Linked DNA regions of Homo sapiens: region 1 is linked to region 2. Evidence: read pairs that join two places in POLR2A ChIA-PET (ENCODE). Cell type or tissue: PC-9. All regions are shown on one strand. Links, peaks and the distances in the headings refer to the core of each region. The heading gives the core; the rest is flanking DNA.

The links. Peaks named below come from ENCODE experiments on the same cell type or tissue, not always from the same donor. Only the 100,000 strongest peaks of a DNase experiment are listed, where the experiment ranks them.
Region 1: POLR2A ChIA-PET joins it to region 2 with 12 read pairs; 3 of 35 experiments call an interaction of 5 or more read pairs at or near these places.

The regions. Positions count from the first base shown.
Region 1 is chr1:63,940,851-63,949,995 of GRCh38, forward strand. The region is part of intron 1 of ROR1 (receptor tyrosine kinase like orphan receptor 1); the gene reads left to right. Among named protein-coding and RNA genes, the nearest start is that of ROR1-AS1, 170 kb to the right of the region's middle. In PC-9, for the core only: no CTCF peak of the experiment used is centred there; no DNase peak of the experiment used is centred there.
Region 2 is chr1:64,003,014-64,012,158 of GRCh38, forward strand. ROR1 (receptor tyrosine kinase like orphan receptor 1) reads left to right here. Exons shown (of 9, transcript NM_005012.4): 2 at 6,292-6,363. Among named protein-coding and RNA genes, the nearest start is that of ROR1-AS1, 100 kb to the right of the region's middle. RefSeq lists an enhancer at 3,704-3,998. In PC-9, for the core only: no CTCF peak of the experiment used is centred there; a DNase peak (open chromatin) is centred at 3,908; H3K27ac peaks cover 3,384 bases.

The DNA.
Region 1 (9,145 bases), core at 621-8,620, 62 kb before region 2:
AGAAGCAGATGGACATCACAAGGCATCCAGGTGTCCAGATGCAGGTACGTGATGCACTGGGAAGGGCACAGCATCATTTGTGTAGTATTCTGACCAACACTGCGTAACCCGAATTTAATCAGGAGGAAATATCAAGCAAACTGAGTGAAGAACATTCCACATAATAACTGTCCTGTATTTGTCATAGGCCAATGTCATGAAAAGCAAAGGCTGAGGAACTGTTCTAAGTTAAAGGAGACTAAAGAGACATGGTCACTAAATGCAATGGGTAACCCTGGACTGGGTTTTGTGCTGGAGGGTAGAAAAAACAAATGCTCTGAAGTACATTATTGAAACAATTGAAAAAACTGGGATATGGCCTCTGGATTAGATATATATAAATATTATACACATATATTTAAAAATACATACTGAAATATTAAGGGGCAAAGGGATATGGTATATGCAACTTATTCATCTGTAGTTCAGAAAAAATAAATACACACACAGAATGATACAGCTGTGCTGAAATGTTGAAATTCACAAGTCTGGGTAGATAAAGGATATATAGGAGTTGTCTGGATTACTCTGGCGTTGTCTGGATTGTTCTCTAAGTTTGAAATAATTTCAAAGTAAAAGGTTTTTTAAGTATTGGAGTACAGTAAATAAATGGAGCCCGGCTGTCTGCCACCACTTAGCTGTCTTACTTTGGACAAGTCACTGAGCCTTTCTAACCCTCAGTTTCCTTGCCTTTCAAGTGGGGATAACATAATATCAGTTCTTTTTGCATTATAGGGTTGTGTGCATGACAGGTATTCTAACTGCAAAGATGTGTAGACATAGCTGTGACATTTTCATCTAAACCCTTCCATACCTCCAGGGCTTTGTATGGATCATAAGGCTTTGTTCCCTTCTATGTATTAGACACTTGTGTTTATAAACCATGAGGAGATGATACTACTACTACCAGTACCATTAATAATAACATCTTGGCTAGCCTTAAAAAGTAATAATCATATCTGACACTTACATAGTACTCCAGCTTGAATAGTACTCATGAGCCTCCGGGTGCCAGACACTGTTCTAAGTACTTTACATGCGTTATCTCATTTAACCCTTACAAAATTATCTCCATTTTACAGAGGAGGAAACCGTGGCAAGAAGGGGAGGCAGAGTGAAGATTCAAATTCAGGCATTCTACTCTCAGTTTATGCTCTCAGCCAGAGCCCTCCAGTGAAACCTTTTTCTCCTGTGCCCAGCACCCTGCCTGGCACGGTCTGGTGCAGACCTGATAAATGTCTATAGAATGAATGGTGGGAAAGAGTGTTTAGAAAGTGTAAGGGCTCTGCAACTAAAAGGACCTGACCTAGAATCTTCACTCTTTCTTCAGTCTCTACATTCAGCTTTTCTGAGCCTTGGTTCCCATGTTTGATAAAAACAATCCTGGCAGAGAAGAGGTATTTAACAAATGGTCATGATTCTTCTCCTTCTCCTTTGTCTTTTTGTTCTTATCTTTCCTTCTGAACATTTCCTTGTGTATAATGTTAATACTACTTTTAACCAGGTGTTTCTCCTCTTTAGTGTCTATTATGATTTTTATGTACCATTTTTTTTTCATATTTGTGATGACTTATTTTACTTAAGTGCCTCCACTTAGATTTTCTTAAGGGCAAGAGCCACGCCATTTTCATCTTTGTGTCCTTATTGCTCTGTATGATGCATGGCCTTAGGAGTAGGGCCATTGCTAGCCCGTCTCTCACTTTGGTGAAATTTAGAAAAAGGCGGTTCCTTTTAGAAAAAGCTTTGCAGGGAGGAGAGCTGTGCAGCAGATACCAGTATGTGAAGAAAAGACACCCTGTCCTTGGAGGGTTACATTTCTCTTTTAGGAGGCACAGCTTGGCAACGAAGCTATATTCTACCTCCTACTCTTCCCCACCGCTGGGCATTTTGTGTAATCTGCAAAATAAATGATAAAGTTGGCTTGGCATGGTGGCTTATGCCTGTAATTCCAGCAGATTGGGAAGCTGAGGCCAGAAGATCATATGAGCCCAGGAGTTCGAGAGCAGCCTGGGCAATACAGTGAGACTCTATCTCTACAAAAAATAATAAAATTAGCCAGGCATGGTGGAGCGTGACGATTGTCCCAGCTACTCAGGAGGCTGAAGTGGGAGGATCACTTGAGCCCAGGAGGTAGAGACTGCAGCAAGCTGTGATTACACCACCGCTGCACTCCAGCCTGAGCAACAGAGCAAAACCCTGTCTTTAAAAAAAAAAAAAAAAAAAAAAAAGATTAAGTGCAGCAGCCATGCCTATGAGCTACTCAGGACATATTGAATGAATGAATAGGTACACAGATGACACCTCCTTCCTGGATTCCTTTATCTTTTCAAACTTCAGACTCCCATTGTGCCACAACTCACTCAGCCTGAGAGATGATCCCAAGGCTGCTTGTTGAACTGTGGGAATGGTTGCTCCTCTGTAGCAATCCTTGAGTGAAGCCCAAGGGAAGGCTAAACCTCAGCCCAGGCACCGACACCCAAACTCAAATTACCCTTCCCAGGTTAGAGCAATTGGTCTCAGCTTGGATACAGCTCAGGGCAAGCCCCTGTGCTTCACAGCCTTGCTCTTTAGGAAGTCCGTAGAGGAACCCAGCTCCACTGGTCCCTCACCAGTGTGGTCTCCAAGTCCTTCCTGGAGAGCCATTCTCCCCAGGCCCAGGAAGGGAAAAAAGCTCATCTGGTAACTGCTGGCATTAGCAGAGCAGATACCGGGTGAGAGCTCTGTCTCTGCAGGCTGGAGGTGGAGCCATGTGGTTAACTGCTCCCCGCCACCAAGCTGGCTGGTCACATTTGCAGAGAGAACCTTGACTTTGTCATTTGATTATAGGTAGAGGCATTCCTAATTTTCACTTGTGATTTATTATTGTTCTTTTCCCATTAAAATAATTTTCTTCTAAGATGCAAAGTACTAAGTATTTGTTATAGAAAAGTTATGATAATGCAAACAAAAAGAAAAGAGAGAAACCAATAATACAGCTCAGACATAATCACTGTAAATACCAGAGTTTATTCTTTCGTCTCTGTCTTTTCTGCACACAGGCACACACACATACACACACATACACAACATAGCATCACCTTCATTTACTCATTGCATTTTGGAGACTTCATTCATTGCTTGGAAATTTAGAGATTATATTGATTTGTGAAAGCAGTTGAATGATCTAGGAATATAAAGTATTATTAGCATGTTGGGAATGGAGGTGAGATTATACCTTAAATTCCACAGATATATGCTTCTAGTCTCTCATGCCTGAAATAAACTTGCTGGAATGTGAGTCTTTTATGCCAAGCATTTGATACACAAAGAACCTACTTCCCAGGAGATTGGCTAAACCAAGCACGTTGTGTTCATCTTTATGATGAAATACAGATTTCCCATTAAAAGGAAAATCTCTTCCTTTCAGAAGGTTGAAAAAGATGACACTTCACAAAAAAAGGAAGAAGAAAAAAAAGAATCCCAGCTGGTTAAATTTAGGGTGCGGAAAGAGATCCAATCGGCAGATAATCCCTGGCCATGGGCCCACAGCATTTTCATTTGATTGTGCATTGGATACATTTTCATTCATTTTAAGCCCTTGCCTTTCAGTATTTTGTTCCTTGGAGACAGGCAAACTAGTATCAATAGCTCTCTTAGCCTATGTCAAATGGTTTGATTTACTTAAGTGGTCTATTTCGTTATTCCAGTAAGGAGGAACTTGTATTTGTTGATGCATTTCTGAGAATGATTGTGCAAAGAAATGCTGAAATTCTAATCATTTTTCTTCTATCCTCTCAGTGGTCTCCTTGTTTTAAATGGAAAGATGTTGGATAAAATTGTGAGTGTGGTTCATGGGATGAGGGTGCTCTGGATGCAGAGTCAGGAGACCTGGCTTCTCACCCAGCTCTGACACTGACATCATGGATACATCCTTGGCCAAATCTCCTAATTGCCTTGGGCCTTAATTTCCTTGTCTGAAAAGTTGGGATAATCATCTCTTCTCTGCTTTTCCCACAGGGGTGTTATAAGGATAAAATGACCTAATTCAGTGTCTCTCAACCTCTCTTGCATATTAAAATTACCTGGGGAAGTGTTAAAAAAATACCTTTTGTCAGGCCCCACCCAGACCAGTTAGAATCCAGGGTGACCTGGGCTTTGGTAATTTTTTATATCCCAGGAGATTATATTGTGGAAGAAGGGTTGAAAATCATCGAACATCCAGGCGATAATATATTGGAAGGCCTGAGAATGCAAATTATGGGAAAAGGTTAAAACGACCCACATTAGTATGGTCCTCTGTAGTTTTCAAACGGTGTCACTTGGAGACTTGTTAAGGGTCTATAAGGCAGTGGACTTAAAACTTTTTTGACTGTTAAACTAAAAAAGATCATATCTCGGTATACACATGCAATAACATGTAAATACACTCAGTCCCATGTAAATACAGCTTTCACGGAACAATATTTTCTGTGTGTGATTCACTCTAATATTTTTTATTATTTTCCATTTCATTGCAGTTTAAACTAGTCCATTTCATTTCTTTCATTTTATGTGGGTGCAGAGCCATGGAATTGATTTAATGATCTGTTGTACAGTCCCCTGACCTATAGTTTGAAAAACACTGATGAAGAGATGGCCTATTTCTGGGGAGCAGGCTCACCCATTGTTTAATGTTGTTTCCTTCTAGTACCAGAATCAGTCTACTGTTGCCTGGATCGACTTTCCCACTCTCCCTCCCTTTTATACCTTTACTTGCTACATCAAACATACCCAGCAGGGTTGTCCTGGTTCTACACTTATTTGGCCCTTAATTGGGTGACTTAGAGCCTTGCCTTCTCTTCTGCATTCTAATCTCTGAAGTGATAGATCTTAAACATTATACTTTATTCCTCACATGAGATTTGTTAAACAAATTCAAGACATATTGTCAATTGAATTACATATAGTTTACTAAATAGATTCTTAGCAAAAATACAAGAAGGTGCAGTTCATAGGTTGCTCTAGCTGCAACATGGTGCTAGTGATAATTTTAGTCCCTCTACTTTGGAGAACTGGGGAGCCCCCAGGCCAGATCATAGAGGAATCATCTCCCTCTTGTTCTGCCGGATCTTTTCTTCCATGCTTCCTGGTCCTCCTAGGCAATTGTGCTATCAGAAGTAAGTTTGTTTCAGCTACAGAGAATTCTCAGCTTCTCTCCTGCACTCATTAAAGTTTGGCTGTCATAGCCCAGACACATCCTCTGTGACATTTCTTTATCCCTGGCTTGGTACTGCTTCTGTTGGCTGGTGTGTGGCTCTGGGCAGGTGCTTGAGGCTCATAGTTCTCTCTCAGGACACACACACTATAATATTCAACCTAATCAAATAGCTATTGGTTCCTCCTCTCTGCTTTACTGCCAAGGGGACTAGAAGGTTTGGGTATAAATTTGGGCAGGAAGAGAACATCTTCCAGATATAACTATCTCTGAAAACCTCCCCCAGCGTTTTTCCCCAATGTCTGTTTAACCAGTTTTGTGTCTGCTTAATTTATGCTATATTGCCTCTAACTTTGTTTGACAGTGGCACAGAATCGAATGTATTCAAGTTAAAAAAATGTTTTTGTGGTGTACAACATATGTTTTGATATATAGGTACAGTGTGGAATGGCTAAATCAATTTTCAACATATACTAATTGAGCATATACCTCAACTTTTGTTTTTGTCATGTAATTTTTAAGGCAATCTTTGAAGAAAGATATAATTTCCACTATATAAAGGAAGTAACAGAGGCTCAGAGGGGTGAGATGATTTATATGACTATTAAGGGTCAGAGGTAGGATTTGAATTCAGGTATTTAGATTCTAAATCATGGCCTCTTTCTTCTACATCCAGGCTCTGTATATCTGTGACAGGCACAGGTCATCCTTGCTTCCTCAAGGCATGTTGGATCCAAGACAGAAAAACTGGTACAAAGGATATCCTAATGCCAGACGTGATCTTGTCAAGGGTTGAGGTGGTGGATACCACCACATGCCTGGCTCCTAACGGAGGGAGTAAGGCTTCACCAGACCTCTGACCCTTCTGAAGCCATACCTTTCACAGTCAGGTTTGCCTGAAGCTACCATGATTCACCAGCATACCAAATCCTTCCTGCCAGTGGAGGCTACATTAGGCTGGGAAAGGAATCTTGTGAAAAAATAGATCTACTTCTCCTGACCCGTGTTCTCCAGGGGATTCAGGGAGTCCTCTCTCAGACTGCTGTCTCGGTTCCACGGTGATTGGCGTCCTGAGTAAATACTCTGATAGACTAAACACACGTTGCCCATGTTGGCCCAGGAGCAGCAGTCCGGGAGCGCGCCCAGTACAGTCCCCTGTATGGCAGCCCAACTTGTTAATCATCGCACTGGCAGGCTAGCCAGAATGGGGATATTTAGCTTGGGGCTTATGCATTACCATCTATGCTAATATGGCATTCTTAGAACTATAATTTCCGTTCTGACCTCCATGGATACTCCTTATAGAGAACACAGACATAAAACAATTCTTGAAATGTCAGGAAGAAATTGCATCTAATGGAGGGTACCTCTGCCAAGGAAAACATACTTCAGTGTTAAAGCATTCCCATCCAAACAGGGAAATTTGAAAACTGCTCTTGGGTCTGCATTGAAGCCTGAGCATTTTTCCATGCCCTTTAATAACCTGTAATGTATGTACCAGCCAGCTCCACTGCAGGCTCCCCATCAACCAAGAGGGCTTACTGTGAAGGAGGTGGGGTGGCCGGCGGGAGGTGATAGCTGAGACCTGTGTGAGCTGGTGTCAGCTAGAAGACCTTCCTGGGGGCTAAAGCAAGAAGATTTATAATGGGAACATATACCACATGACATAATGTCCTACCTGCATCTGTTACAGTGGAGAATATGATCCCCAGTTGGGTCTTGAACCCTTGGCCCTCCTGATACCTGATACCAATGAAGCCTATCCTCCACCCTTTAGGATTTCATATTAGGAGACACACAATCTGTCTTCTGAAATCATGCTGGTGAACAGATACCACTTAGTAATAATAATATTATGTTGCTAATAGTTGCTGTCATTATGAGTGTTTATAATATGCCAGGAATAAATACTTTACCTAAATTATCTCATTTTTACCCTGTCAGTAACACTGCATTGGGTACTGCTGTTTTCTCCACTTTACAGAGAAAACTGCCGCACAGAATCGTTAGATCACTTGGCCAAGGTCACACAGGTAGTAAGTTACTGACGTGGAATTTAAAATTGATTTAGCCAGTCCACACTGTTCTAGACCTGTGCAAGTTGATCCCCTGAGATAATAAAACAAACAAACAATGAAAAGAAATTATCTTATCCTCTACACATTTCTATTTTATGTAGATGTTTTACAATAGATACTATAATAGTACAGAACTTCATGTATGTAAGTTCTGAATAAATAAATATACATATATAATAGAGGTTTGTGGTCCAATTTTTTTTTTTTTTTTACTGATTTACAAACATTTGGAGATTGCTATACTTAACTATAAAGTTCAATGGAAAGAAGAGAGTTTCTTTTCCTGATAACTGATATTGATAATATTATGGGAAATCTGATACTTCCAGAGGGTATAAGCCAGATATTTTTGTCTCATTTGCTCACCACCATATTCCCAGTACCAACCCTAATGCCTAGTAGATGTTCAGTAAAGAAGATGGCCATGAAGTTTGGAAACCAGTGAACATACATAATGCTGACTGAATGTTTGTGTCCACTCTCTGCTGCCACGGATTCTTATATTGAAACCCTAACCCCCAATATGATGGTATTAGGAGATGGGGCCTTTGGAAGGTGATTAGGTCATGAGGACAAAGCCCTTCTGAATTGGATTAGTGTCCTTATAAAAGAAGGCCCAGAAAGCTCCCTTATTCTTTCTGCCATGAGATTTACAGCAAAAAGAAAGCCCTGTATGAACCAGGAAGCGAGGCCTTACTGGACTCTGAATCTGCCTCTGCTGGTGCCTTGATCTTAGACTTCCCAGGCTCCAAAACTGTGAGATTTAAGTTTCTGTTGTGTATAAGCCACACGGTCTATGATATTCTGTTATGCCAGCCTGAACTAAGACACACAGTAAATTTTTCATTGCTATGACATTATAACTCATGATATGTTCTGTGACATTGTACAATATGCTTAATGAGCTACCCTACATGTGCTCCAGTGTGCTGTGCAGAACTGCAGTGAGCCAGGTGTACTTTCCTCAAGCCCCGCTCAGGCATCTGAACCATTCCATATAAAGAAGGCAGGAGTGAGTGCTTGCACAGAAAGGGGTTAGGGCAAGTCGGGGACATGGAAAAGAAAAAAGGAAAGGCTAAAATAGACGAAATCAGGTCCGAATTCAATTTCATCAGGTGATTTTTCCTGATTACCTATTGCTCCTTACCTTCTTACCAATGACTTTCTTTTTTCCCACTCCATTCCCCACCCCCCAGAGAAGGAAAGGTTTTTGCCTGAGTGGAGGTAATGGGGTAAGCTTCCATTAAGGTGGAAGATTTGAGCCTGGCTTGGGATAGGCAGGAGAACAGCCACATTTGAATAATGTTTCTGTAGAAACCTGAACTTATTTCATTCTGTGAGATAGCCTGGTTTTCTGCCCATTTTGTGAATTAAGAAACAGAGGCTTAGAGTGTTCCAGCAGCTTTCCCAAGCTTACCTGGAGGGTTTCCTTTTTACGGGTGCTATTTTCTTTCTGCTTCACTCCTCCAGGAGCTGGCCCACATTCACAGAATGTGTCTGGAAAGTGCCATAATTCCTCCAGGTGCAAAGGGCTTAGTAATTTACTCCTTCAGTCTCCTGCTTGATTGTCTCAAAATTGAAAAGGTTTCATGCCATTTTCAGACATGCTTAAGTTTCTCAAAGGGGGTAGCCCGGGAACTTGAGACTTCAGTAGTTTTTCCTTCTTGAATGCCCCTGTCCAGCCAGTGCCCTAACTTGTACAAATCAAGGAAAATGGTTTGTGTGGGGTGGAGGTGGGGTGAATGTTTTCATTTTTCATTAGACGACATTCGTAAACATACTTGTGTTTTCTGGGTTGGTCCAGTTGTCTTGACCTTCGTTTTGTAAGTATCTTGAAGATTCCTTTCTCATCCAA
Region 2 (9,145 bases), core at 307-8,306:
CCTCCCTACCCTGACAAGCTGATTGGGCAGCTGCCTTCATTCTGCCTCAGGTTCATCAATCATAAAATGAAGATAATAAAGGTACCTACCTTATAGACTGTTGACGGTTGAGAAGATCTCTGAGCACAAGCAGAGTCTTTTGGACTTTGACAAAACCTAGGCACCTTTTCCTTCCTTTTTTTTCTTTTTCTTTTTTTTCCTGCAGATCTCACCATATAACAATACAAATAATAGCACAAATTTTGATATATTATGAATTTTTCTTCAACAAAGTAATGGATTCATCACATATATAAGAATTATGCTGATTACAATGTAATTACATGGTTAAAAAGTGATTTCGTACTGCAATATAGGTAGTGTGACTGGGTAATTGAGCAGGGGTTTAAAGTTGCAGGATTGTGCCATCTTCTTTCTTTGTGACTATATTGATAACTTCATTTAGAGATTGCATCAGAAATCCAAATTTGAGGTCACTGAGGACTAGAAGATCCTTGTAGACATTGAGCATAGTACTTTCCAGTCCTGACTATCCCATATAGGATGAAGAAAACTCCAAATTTTCTCTCTCCTCAGTAAGTCAGCCGAGTCCCTAGTGTGGAGAGGCCCCCTCCTTCAGGACCCCAGATGTGGGGCAATTGTGAGCCTAGGGCTAGAGCATGGCTCAGGTTGACTGACCTTGCACTACTGGGGAATGTAGCCTGCCTGTCCTTTTAAGTTACAGCAGACTCTTACTTTTCCAAACAGGCGCCTTTGGTTGAGGTGATTTACCTGGCTATGGGCGTCTCCATTGAGGCACTAGGGAGAGGAAAGAAACAGGGCTAAAAGCCTTCACCAAACAACATCTAAAGTAACACTGAAAACCAACAGTCTCAAAGCCATCAGCATCTTTGACTGTTTTCCCGCCACCCTCCAAATGATCACAAGTGGAGGCCTTCTTTTACCATAGGAAGAAAGTGTGCCCCTTCTATGTGACTGACCCTGGCTGCTTGGAAATTCCTTGAGTGTCTCTCAAAGCTCGGCCTCTGAGAATACATACCACATCTTATGGCTATACACGGCAGAACATGCAGCTCAGTGAGAAGTCAGCATGTATTTCCTTTTGAGCCACCTCTAAAGTCTGGCTCTATCTTAGAACTTCTGTGATTTTGGCGAAGCCACTTCCCTACCAGGGGCCTCACTTGCTTCCTCTGAAAAATGAGGAGATTGTATGACATAATGTTTTAAACAATTGTTTAAAACATTGGGGCATTTTCCACAGTACCTGTAAACACAACAATATATAAAATAGATAAAAGTAGAGTTGTTCCTTTTGAAGGAGGGTCTAGAGCCTGTACTCTTGTCCTCTGGAACCCCAAATCCTCTTATGTTCCTCTATAAATAGCTCCAAAAAATCCCATGGATCCAAAGAATATAATTTGATAAATATGTCTTGGGCCTTGAGGGCCCACCCAGTTATAACATTCTAGGACTCAGTGAGTGGTCAAGAAAGGCAGTGGGGTAGCCACTTGCTTCTCTTGCATTCAGCCTTTGCAGCTACTGGGCTGGCCGCTGGTCTTGTGAGTATGCGCATGCCTGTGTAACCTCACGCATCACTGAATCGGGGATACAGGATGTGGCATGGCTGGGAGCTTCTTGGAAGGGCCTCCACATCCTGTGAATGTTGGGTCTTTACCTGCCAACTGCTGAGATGAACCAGTAATCCTTTCGGAGAGCACAGGCTTTTATCAATGAGGAGGATTCAAGGCTTACTTTTTCCTTCCTTCCAAATAACACTCCCACTGTTGAGGCTTAAATACCAAAACCTTATGGTTTGCAGAATCAGTGCCAAAAAGTCAATCCTCCGAGAAACTGCAAAGATAATAGCCCCTATTGATCAAATCGGGAGGAGAATAGCTTTTGAGGTTTGCCCTCCTAAAAGAGGTCGAGAAAGATAAGGGTTGGAGTTTTCTAAAACATGCTTGGTTTGCTCAAATTGGATAAAACCATATAAAAACACTTATGTTCTTAGAGAACTGGTGACCAATTCAGGAAAACCTCACAAAATGAAAAGACTGGCTTGGATTAGTGAGGCATGTGAAATGCAGTGTCTTTCTAAGAGCATGGTAAATGTGTTATTTCAAATACAGACAGTGACTTAGTAGCTAACCAAGTACATCCATGCAGAGGATGGCCACTGTCTGCCTTACTAGACAAAGGAGAGGTATGAAAGCCCTTGAGTCTCTATGCTGGACACTGTACAGGAGTCTTTTGGTCCATTAGTTAATCATTACCTCAGTCCTTTGCTGCTCCCATTTTATGGATGAGAAAATAGAAGTTAAATGATGTTCAGTAACTTTCTCATGATCACAAAATTAATAAGTGTCAGATAGTAGTGTTAAAATCTGGTGTGTATTTCCATTAAATAGTCTACTGTCTTCTAAATGGCACATACACATTTGCTATTACCATAATGCTTTTGGTGAAGAGAGGCTGCCAGGCTGGTGGTAAATATACCTGGAAATGTCTCATGCTTTTGCCAGTGGTGAGGCGAATAGGAATCCATCAGTGGAGATCCTACAGGGTCAAAACTTGTGGCCGTGTCTCTCTCTGAAGCCACTGGTGGCCATGGAATTGATGGAGTTCAGCTGAGATGTGCTTGATTTTTCTCACTTAAACTTCAGTTTTCCTTTCAGTGAAGAAAAAAAGCTTATTAAACATCACTTTGTGAGGGGAGATTATTAATATTCAACTTTCTACATAAAATAATCAGCCTTTATTTTAAAAAAATATGGCCTTGGAAGATATTATTTTTCAGGGAAGTTATTCATATTTTAAAATATTTTATCTGTTTTTATTATCATTTTATCTGAGAAGCTGAACACGTGGTTATCTAAAGGAATGGATCTTGAAGTTGAGAACAAAACTCCCCAGAATCAGCACAATCACTTAATGAGCTTGCGAATTGAAATTATCTTTGCTACAGCCCAAGAACTGAGTGGTAATTAGTGTCCAGGGACACGTGGGGAACAATTTCAGTGTTAGCAGTGCCAAGAATCTATTCATTTGTCATTGGTCCCAAATTATATTCAATCAGCAATTCAACTCAGCTTGGAAAAACCAAGTGACATATAGCTAACTGTCTATAAAATTAACACTGTAAAATGAAACTATATTTCTGGCTGTGAGCAGCAGTAAGATGAAGCTATGAAAATATTGCATGTAAATGCTGTCAAGGTTCATTTTAATCCCACCACTTTCCAACCTATGCTTCCTTCCCTGAAATGCCGCCTTGGCTGCCAACCTTCTATTCCCAAGCTCCCTGAAGTCTGGGTGTCGGGGTGTTTGATGAGCCTTTTCATAGGTGAACCGCAGCAGTCCATACTACTGAAAACAAGGGCTGTCATTATTGAAAGAGCCAAAGTGGGTGGCAGCAGCATGGGGCTCAGACTGGAGTTGGGGTTGGAGTCATATGTGGAGGGCCCTGAAATGTAGACAATTAGCTCTTCTGGGGAAAGCACCTGCACGAAATACCCGTTCCCCAAACAAGAGGTTGATAACAGAAGCACTGCTTTCCACTGTGGCTTTGTAGTAAGCATTTCTCCTACTTGGGTAAAATTTTCTTTTTGTTTTCATATTTTGGAATTAAGATCCCTGCCATACTGCCTATCTGACATCTGGTCCCCTTGAAAGAGTCTATGCTATTTTTGGCTCAGGACGTTGGAGGAAACCAGGGCCACTGTAGGTGGGGAGGGTATGTGTGGTTCATCTACTTCTTTCCCACCTGCTTCTAGGACTAGGAAAGAGGTAAGCCAAGGAGGTCTGCACAAACCAAACAATCCTTTTGTCTCTGCTGTGGCAGGGAGATAAACTAGAAGTATGCCTTTGCAAGGTCTCAGTGAGTCAACATCCTGTTCTTGTTCAAGCTTAGTCAGTGACGATGACATGTGGCCATTTGGCAGACAGTCACCATCAGTAAATATGGAAATACGAAAAATGTGCTTATCTCTGTGAAAAGGTGAGGCCAGAGGTAAGGTGAAAAAAAAAAGCCAGGTTTTACAGGCTTGAGTACTGGTCAGCATGGGCTGCCAGAAGGTGTGGAGTGCTAGAGTCAAAGAGACCTGGGTTTGAATTGCAATTCTTCCACTTAATAAAGTTCATCCTGCATTCTATCTCAGATCAATTTTTAGTGGCTACCTAGAGCACTGTGCTTAAAGGACTCTACGACAGATCCCAGGCTTAACAGGTAAACAGAGCCATAATTGATTAAAGATGCCTACACTGGATTGAAGTAGGAGGGATTGACAACTTGTATGCCTTATAGCTAATGACCCTGGGTCCTCTAAGGTCCTGTCCAGCCCTAATATTCTCTAGTAATGTTCTGAGTGTGTGTGTGTGTGTGTGTGTGTGTGTGTGTAGACATAGCCTGAGGGGAGGTTAGTATAACCCCATTACAATATATTAGTAGCGTGGATTAAATTTTCAAAAAACAAGAACAACAACCAAGATTATTTGTATATTACAGTCTATTATTAAAGAGTTTTAACAGCCCGTAAGTACTTCTAACAGTCCATAAGTACTTCATAGTGTATTATGTCCTTTAGATTATTGATTTGTATGTTTGCTTTGATTCATGATGGCTTTGAAAATTATATTTTAAGTTATTTACCACAAATGACTCTCTATATTCAAATACTTAGCTTTCATTTGTCTTGACCTAAAATTCCAATGTAGAGAAACGAATTTCTCTATTCACAGAAATGGTAACAATTCCAAACACGACCAGTGAAATTAGTTACAGGAGCAATGTTGTTCTTCCTTAGGAAGGCTATTAAATTTATTAGTCTAAGACTGGTCTTTCAACAAGAAAAGGAGTTTATGTTTGATTATGTGTGGTCATTTCTGCAGATTTGTTTTCTTGTTAATGTAGTATTTTAGGGGCGAGGTGTATTTTGCCCTTGTTCTTTTTTTTTTTTTTTTGCAATTTCCATTTTTATTTTAGATTCAGAGGGTACATGTACAGGCTTGTTGTGAGAGTATATTGCATGATCCTGAGGTTTGGGCTTCCATTGATCCCATCACCCAGATAGTGAACATACTACCCAATAGGTAGTTTTTCAACCCTTGCCCCACTCCCTCTATCCTTTTGTAATTCCAGTGTCTATTGCTCCTATCCATGGTACCTATGATTTTACTCCCACTTATAAGTGAGAACACATGATATTTGGTTTTCTGCTTCTCTGTTAATTCACTTAGGCTAATGGCCTCCATCTGCATCCATGTTGCTACAAAGGACATGATTTCATTATTTTTATGGCTACATAGTATTCCATGGTATATATGTACCACATTCTCTTTATCCAGTCCTCTGTTGATGGGCACCTAGGTTGATTCCATGTCTTCGCTATTATGAATAGTGCTGTGATGAACATATGATGCAGGTGTCTTTTTGGTAGAATAATTTATTTTCTTTGGGGTATATACCTTGTAATGTGATTGCTGGGTTGAATGGTAGGTCTATTTTTAGCTCTTTGAGAAATCTCCCAACTGTTTTCCACAGTGGTGGAACTAATTTACATTCCCCCAACAGTGTATTAGCATTCCGTTTTCTCTGCATCCTTGCCAGCATCTGTTATTTTTTGACTTTTTTTGTTTTTTTTGAGATGGAGTCTCGCTATGTCAGCCAGGCTGGATTTCAGTGGCACCATTTCAGCTCACTGCAACCTCCGCCTCCCAGGTTCAAGCGATTCTCCTGCCTCAGCCTCCTGAGTAGCTGGGATTACAGGTGCATGCCACCAGGCAGGGCTAATTTTTGTATTTTTAGTAGAGACGGGGTTTCATCATGTTGGTCAGGCTGGTCTCGAACTCCTGACCTTGTGATCCACCTGCCTCGGCCTCCCAAAGTGCTGGTATTACAGGTGTGAGCCACTGTGCCCAGCGTGACTTTTTAATGATAGCCATTCTGACTAGTATGAGATGGCATCTCATTGTGGTTTTGATTTGCATTTCTCTGGTGGTAAGTGATGTTGAGAGGGTTAATGTAATATTTTACATTTTAATTTTCAAGCCAGTGTTTTGAAGTAAAAATCTTCAAATCTGGCCAATAGATTGTTCATTTGGATGGCATCTAAAATGCAGGCGCCTCTACTGGCATCTAGAGCCACCATTCCAGTCTAATAAGCTATGGGATTGCCGTGGTCTCTCTCCAAAGGCAGGCCCTTTGGAAATCTCCTCTAATGCTTCTAACAGCCTATAAATTACTATATTTAATATTGCCCTTGTCTTTCTCCCTTCCCTTCTTTTTCTTTTCAGAAACAGAGCTGTCAGTCAGTGCTGAATTAGTGCCTACCTCATCATGGAACATCTCAAGTGAACTCAACAAAGGTACACAGTGGGGGCACACAGGGGAGGCGAGGAAAGAGGTGTGGAACTGTTTTTAATCCTGGCATGACCTTCTTTGAAATCAACTGTTTTTCAGATCACTGCAAGGAGGTGGGGGCCAAAATAAATCCCCAGCTTACTTTGTGATCATTTAACATTGAATTACTTGGGATTCTATTATTTCTGGAGAGTTTCTTTCCCCCCCTCGTTCCTTTTTCTTCTTCCTCTAAAATGTTCCACATGGTAAAAATGCTTCAAGATGTGAAATAGGGTCATTTCTGACCTTTCTGACACTACATCTAGTGGATCTTATTTAGGGGATTTGATTCAGCCCAAGCCAGGATTCATCAGAGCTGTTTGCTCGGTGACCTTTCACGATGAGCATTTGATGTGCTTGCAGGGTTCAGGACCGAGTATCTGGAATGTTTGTAATTGCCTGTGCATAAGGATGGCAGCTTCCTTTGTGCACGTGGGGAACAGGTTTCTGCTAGGAGATTGTTGTTTAGCATTAATTAAGCCCCGCCATATGTTAAGCATTGGGTATTTTATAAAGACCCTATGTCCTGGAGTGGTACATCAGGACACATTCAAAACCTCTGCAGTCTGGCTCAATCTACCTTTCTAGCCTTAGTTATCTTTATTCCCCTTTATGCATTTCCAGCCAAATTTCGATTTCTTCTTATACATCCTGTGCTTTTCTGCCTCTCTGCTCTCACCTTTTCACCTGGATTGCCTTCTCTTCTTTGCCAATACTCATTCTCCCCCTTTTGCAAGGCAACAAATTACTTCTCCCTCAAGACCAAGCATAAAATTTACATTATCCAGTCTTGTCTAATCCCTCCAGCTGGAAGTGGCCTTTCCCTCTTTGAAACTCCCATAGCTCTCTTTCTTCTCTGTTCTTCTCTTCACATTTTCTATATGATGTTATGGTGATTTATATACTTATCTCACCCTTAAGCTTAGAAGTTCCTTGTAGGAGGGTTTCTATCTTACTTTTTTTTTTTTTTGGTCTCCATCACAAAATCTAGCACAAACTCTTATTTGTAGGAAATTCTCAATAAATGTGTGTGGAATGATGAGTCACATCTTACCTGGTGAGAAGCCATAGCCATACATATTTGTGTGCAAATACATTCAGCAAACTTACTGAGTTTCTACTTTAGTTCAGGCATGATTCAAGGTTCTGAGATTACAGTGGTAAAGGGAGCTCAAAAGTCATTGTCATAAATGGTCTTTTATGATTAGCTCTCTATTGTCTACTGACATAGTTTGGTTGTGTCCCCACCCAAATCTCATCTTGAATTGTAGTTCCCATAATCCCTACGTGTTGTGAGAGGGACCAGGTGGAGATAATTGAATCATGAGGGTGGTTTCCCCCATCCTGTTCTCATAATAATGAGTTAGTTCTCATGAGATCTGATGGTTTTATAAGGGGCTTCCTCCTTCGCTGGGCACTCATTCTCTCCCCTGCCGCCCTGTGAAGAGGTGCCTTCTGTCATGATTGTAACTTTCCTGAGACCTCCCCAGCCATGTAGAACTGTGAGTCAATTAAACCTCTTTCCTTTATAAATTACCCAGTCTTGGGCAGTTCTTTATAGCAGCATGAGAACAAACTAATACATCTACTAATACATTCACTGTAAGTTGTATTTCCTCTCTGAGAAGAGATAAGTTTATTTTATAAAACAGCAATGGGTGAAGTTATTTTGCTGGTTATACTTTACTAGGCACTTTAGGATGGTGGAATGAAGTGAGATGTCTTTTCACCTTAAATCAAAGGACATTTAGAATATTTTTTCTATTGCCAAATTTGACCTGACATTATTTTTCTATTAAATATTAAATCAGGCACTCCATGTTACTCCTCTCCACCTCCAGCATCAACCACAATGCCTAGAAAGCAGATTTTCAACAAATATTTATAGAATATGTTTAATGGAAAAGAAGAAATAAAAGACCCTGAACATTAACTTAGTACCTGCTCTGTGCCAGGCACTGTGCTGGGTGCTTTTTTGTGAACTTATTCTGCAAGTTCCTTATGGTGCCAACAGAAAAATTATATCATTGCACACTGCATGTTATTGATCAGATTCCAGTTATGGCAATAGAAAAGCATCAATGTGTGCTAAGAAAGGCAGCAGAGCCAGCAGTCTAGAACCCAGCCTGCCAGACTTGGAATTTCTACCAGACCAGCACTGTAATTAGTAGTAGTTGCCCATTAAGAAAGTAGTGGTGTCAATAGTATGAACCTGCTGGCTGAAGGGAAGGATAAAGGCAGGCCCCAGACTCCTTTATTTGTTCAACACAGACTTCCAGAGAGTATGGATGGCTTTCTGGAGGTACGAGGATGCTTGGCATCATCTTTCTCTAGAAGGTAATTAGTGTATATTCTTTAATTTCCATTTTGAATGAGAGAGGAAGATCATTTGTTGATCAAAACCTTATCGATTCCTACTCTGGTCTAGGAACTCTATGAAAATTAGGATATAAAGATAAACCAGGCAAAGGCCCCTGTCCTCCATGAACTCAGAGACTATTTGGAAAGACTGATAGCTAAATGCATAATCAAAGCCTTCTGGTCAATTTGGTAGATTGAGCTTTCAAGAGACACTTCTTCCAATCACAGAGAGATACTAGTGAAATATACAATGAAGAAAATAATCCATTGCCAAGCTGGTACACAAAGAGGTGAAATCCCTAGGTTCCAGAAATGAAGAACAAGTTCAATACTAGTACAATGATCTTTGAGGAGGAATTAAGCAAAAGAGTCCATGATAATTTGAAA